Linked DNA regions of Homo sapiens: region 1 is linked to region 2. A link is an interaction called in ENCODE POLR2A ChIA-PET data of the cell type or tissue named here. Cell type or tissue: OCI-LY7. All regions are shown on one strand.

Region 1 (2,500 bases), 350 kb after region 2:
GGCTGGTCTCAAACTCCTGACCTTGTGATCCACCTACCTTAGTCTCCCAAAGTATTGGGATTACAGGCGTGAACCATTGCGCCCAGCCAAGCCTTTATTTTTAAAAACAATTTTTAATTTTTTTAATTTTAATTTTTATTATTACTTTTTTTTGAGACAGAGTCTCACTCTGTCCCCAGGCTGGAGTGCAGTGGTGTGATCACAGCTTACTGCAGCCTCGACCTCCCAGACTCAAGTGATCCTACCACTTCAGCCTCCCAAGTCACTGGGACTGCAGGCAGGTGCCACCATGCCTGGCTAATTTTTTTTTTTTTTTTTTTTGAGATGGAGTCTCGCTCTGTTGCCCAGGCTGGAGTGCAGTGGCGTGATCTCGGCTCACTGCAACCTCCGCCTCCCAGGTTCAAGCCATTCTCCTGCTTCAGCCTCCCGAATAGCTAGGATTACAGGCACATGTCACCACGCCCAGCTAACTTTTTGTATTTTTAGTAGAGATGGGGTTTCGCCCTGTTGGCCAGGCTGGTCTCAAACTCCTAACCTCAGGTGATCCACCCGCTTTGGCCTCCCAAAGTGCTGGGATTACAGGTGTGAGCCATCGCGCCTGGCCTAATGTTTGTTTTTATTTTGTAGAGACAGGGTTTCGCCATATTGCCCAAGCTGGTCTGAAACTCCTGAGCTCAAGTGATCCACCTGCCTCTCAAAGTGCTGGGATTACAGGTGTGAGCCACCAAGCCCAGCCTTTATTTTATTTTTATTTTTTATTTTTTTGAGACAGGATCTCATTCTGTTGCCCAGGCTGGAGTGCAGTGGCGCAATCTTGGCTCACTATAGCCTTGACCTCCCAGGCTCTAAGGATACTCCCCAGTAGCTGGGATGACAGGTGCATGCCACTGCACCCAGCTAATTTTTTTTTAAGAGATGGGGTCACCAGGCACGGTGGCTCACGCCTGTAATCCCAGCACTTTGGGAGGCTGAGGTGGACGGATCACGAGGTCAGGAGTTCAAGACCAGCTTGGCCAACATAGTGAAACTCTGTCTCTACTAAAATACAAAAATTAGCTGGGCATGGTGGCATGCGCCTGTAGTCCCAGCTACTCGGGAGGCTGAGGCAGGAGAATGGCTTGAACCTGGGAGGTGGAGGTTGCAGTGAGCCAAGATCATGCCACTGCACTCCAGTCTCAGTGACAGAGCGAGACTCCATCTCAAAAAAAAAAAAAAAAAAAAGATGGGGTCTCCCTATGTGGCCCAGACTGGTGGATGAGCCTTTAGAGTGTAGGTGCCTGTCCTACCCCAGCCCACCGCCCTGTACCCCATACCCCAGGTGGGCTGGGGCCCACCTCCGCATTCACCCTTACCAATGCTCCTCAGCCGATGGAACCAGCGGACCGTGCGAGGGAAGTGGCTGTAGAAGGTGGGATTGGGGGCTCCCAGGAGATCAAGAAGCATAAAGAGCTCCTAAGGAGAAAGGCTAGGACTGGAGGGGCCCGTGCAGGATGACGCCAGCCCTGCTTAACCTGCTCCCTCCCTCGCCAGAAGCCAGGGGACCCTGGTCTTACAATAGCCTGGATCCTGGTGGGGCCGGGGCTGTGAGGTATAGACTCCATGAGCTGGGCCAGGTGCCGGGAACCGTAAAGGGAGTCCTTGGGTCCCCACTCCTTCAGCGCCTCTTCACCATCCAAGAAGAGCAGTTGCAGGGTCACCGGGGCTGCCTGTGGGAGCAGCAGGGGGGTGGCCAGAGCCAGCTCAGGACTAGCCCTCAGCCTCAACATACCCACACTTCTTGCCCGCTTGCATGCTTAAGAGAACACATAAGGTGTCCTCACTCATAGAACGTGGTAGCCAAGAGCACAGATTCCGAGTCAGTTGTCTGGGATCAAATCCGTACTTGGCTGCTTCATAACAAAGCAGGCATGGGGAAGTTACTAACTTCTGGAAGGATCAGTTTCTTCATCTATAAATGGGGTTAATAAGAGGTTTTTTGTTTTTTTTTTGTTTTTTGTTTTTTTTAGAATAAATCTTGCTCTGTCACCCAGGCTGGAGTGGAATGATGCAATCTTGACTCACTGCAACCTCCACCCCCTACCTCCCAGGTTCAAGAGATTCTCCTGCCTCAGCCTCCCATACAGCTGTGACCACAGGTTCCCGCTATCATGCCTGGCTAATTTTTGTATTTTTAGTAGAGACAAGCTTTCACCATGTTGGCCAGGCTGGTCTCGAACTCCTGACCTCAAATGATCCACCTACCTCAGCCTCCCAAAGTGCTGGGATTACAGATGTGAGCCACCGCGCCCGGCAATAACAGTTCTTTTCAAAGGGTAAGGTTTGAATCCAGGTCTTAGAACAGTGCCTGGCATATAACTAAATAAGGGTTATCTCTGATTATTATTCCTCAAGCTCAGTTTGGTGAACCAGATAGATCCACAAATGAATAATTATACAAACAGTGAAATGCAGTTGAGACAAATGCTTCTAAGAACTATAGAGTCCTGAGAGGGCATAGGAA
Region 2 (2,500 bases):
GAAATTCTTTTAAGAATGTTGAATATTGGCCCCCAATCTCTTCTGGCTTGTAGGATTTCCACTGAGAGGTCCGCTGGTAGTCTGATGGGCTTTTCTTTGTAGGTTACCTGGCCTTTCTCTCTGGCTGCCCTTAACATTTTTTCTTTCATTTCGACAATGAAGAATCTGCTGATTATATGTCTTGGGGTAAATCTTCTTATGGAGTATCTCACTGGGGTTCTCTGTATTTACTGAATTTGAATGTTGGCCTGTCTTGCAAGTTTGGGGAAGTTCTCCTGGATGATATCCTGGAGTATGTTTTCCAACTTGGTTCCAATTTCCCTGTCTCTTTCAGGTACCCCAATCAGTCATAGATTCTGTCTCTTTACATATTTCTCAGAGGTTTTGTTCAGTTCTTTTTGTTCTTTTTTCTCTATTCTTGTCTGCCTGTATAATTTCAGAAGGACGGTCTTTAAGCTCTGAAATTCTTTCCTCTGCTTGAACTATTCTGTAACTGATACTTATGATTGCATTGTGAAGTTCTTGTGTTTTCCAGTTCCATTGGGTCAGTTATGTTCCTCTCTAAACTGGCTATTCTGTCAGCTCCTGTATAATTTATCATGATTCTTAGCTTATTTGCAATGGGATACAACATCCTCCTTTAGCTCAGTGAAGTTCATTATTACCCATCTTTTTCTTTTTTTTTTTTGAGACAGAGTTTCACTCTTGTCACCCAGGCTGGAGTGCAGTGGCGCGATCTCAGCTCACTGTAACCTCTGCCTCCCGGGTTCAAGCGATTCTCCTGCCTCAGCCTCCTCAGCATCTGGGATTATAGGCATGTGCCACCATGCCCAGCTAACTTTTGTATTTTTAGTAGAGAGGGGGTTTCACCATGTTGGTCAGGCTGGTCTCTAACTCCTGACCTCGTGATCCACCTGCCTCGGCCTCCCAAAGTGCTGGGATTAAAGGTGTGAGCCACTGCGCCTGGCCTATTACCCACCTTCTTAAAACTACTTCTGTTAATTCAGCCATCTCGGTCTCAGCCCAGTTCTGTGCCCTTGCTGGAGAGGTACTGTGGTCATTTGGAAGAGAAGAAGCACTCTGGCTTTTTGAGTTTTCAGCATTTTTGCATTGATTCTTTCTCATCTGTGTGGGTTTACCTTTGATTTTTGAAGTTGCTGACCTTTGAATGAGGTTTCTGTGGGGTCTTTTTTGCTGATGTTGTTGGTGTTTTCTGTTTGTTTTTCTTTTAACAGTCAGGCCACTATTCCACAGGGCTGCTGTGGTGTGCTGGGGGTTTGTTCAAGACCCTGGTTGCCTCCGTTTTTCCCGTACCTGAAGGTGTCACCAGTGAAGGCTGCAAAACAGCAAAGATGGCAGCCTGCTCCTTCCTCTGACCAGTTGTTGACCCAAACGTCCCTGTAGGAGGTGGCTGGAGACCCTTGTTAGGAGGTCTCACCCAGTCAGGAGGAATGGGGTCAGGGAACCACTTAAAGAAGCAGTCTAGCTACAATCTGGCAAGGCAGATGTGCTGTGTTGTGGGGAACCCTTCCTCATCTGGACCATTTGTATTCTCCAAAGCTGGCAGGCTAGAATGGCTGAGTCTACTGAACCACAGAGATGGTGACTGCCCCCACGACACCCCCACCCCAGGAACTTGGTCCTGACCCAGGCAGACTCCGGCCTGTTGCTGTTGGCTGGCTGGAATTCCAAGCCACTGGGTCTTAACTTGTGAGGTGCTGTGGAAGTGGGGTCCACAGAATGACACTGCTTGGTTCTCTGGATTCAGCCCCCTTCATAGAAATATGTATGGAGGGATGTCCTCCCTTGCTGCAGATCCCAGGGCCAGAGTACGTAAAACTCCTGGGTCTCTGTGAGTGCCCCTGTGGCCGCTCTGCCAAGACTCCACACAGCTCTGTGTATTGGACCCAAATCTCTGGGCGTGGGCTTATGTGGGGATCTCTTGATCCTAAGGTTGCAAATATCCATGGGAGAAGCATGGTTTCCCAGGCAGGGTTGCACAATCACTCACTGCTTCACTTGGCTGGGGGCAGGAGTCCCCATACCTCCACACTGCTCCTGGGTGGACCATCACCCTACCCTGCATTTCTTCGTTCTCCATGGGTTGAGAGTGACAACCTGTATATTTCAGTTGAAGATGCTGAATTCACTCACTCCTTTCATTCCTCTCTGTGAGTGCGGTGGACCACAGCTGCTTCTAGTCAGCCATCTTGCCCGCTTCCTGATCTATCCATTTTTTAAATGGACAATGTTTTTTGTATCTTTTCCCTAAGTCATAAGGATTTTTTTTATGTTTTCTTCTAGAAAATGTATAGTTTAACTTTTTATATCTAGATCATTTTGGAGTTAAATTTTGTAGGAAGTGTAAGCTTTGGTAGAAGATTTTTTTTTTCATATGCATGCCCATTGTCCCACACCATTTGTTGAAATGACTATCTTTTCCCACATTGAATTGCTTTTGCATCTTTGTCAAAAGTCAATTTGCCATGTTTGTTTGGGT

The links. ChIA-PET counts read pairs that join two places held together with the same protein. Peaks named below come from ENCODE experiments on the same cell type or tissue, not always from the same donor. Only the 100,000 strongest peaks of a DNase experiment are listed, where the experiment ranks them.
Region 1: POLR2A ChIA-PET joins it to region 2 with 5 read pairs; 2 of 35 experiments call an interaction of 5 or more read pairs at or near these places.

What each region holds. Positions count from the first base shown.
Region 1 is chr19:45,697,753-45,700,252 of GRCh38, reverse strand. It overlaps QPCTL (glutaminyl-peptide cyclotransferase like), which reads right to left. Exons shown (of 7, transcript NM_017659.4): 4 at 1,554-1,706; 5 at 1,353-1,452. Among named protein-coding and RNA genes, the nearest start is that of QPCTL, 6.3 kb to the right of the region's middle. In OCI-LY7, no CTCF peak of the experiment used is centred here; no DNase peak of the experiment used is centred here; H3K27ac peaks cover 979 bases.
Region 2 is chr19:46,043,632-46,046,131 of GRCh38, reverse strand. It overlaps a transcript of IGFL4 not described here. Among named protein-coding and RNA genes, the nearest start is that of IGFL4, 3.9 kb to the right of the region's middle. In OCI-LY7, no CTCF peak of the experiment used is centred here; no DNase peak of the experiment used is centred here.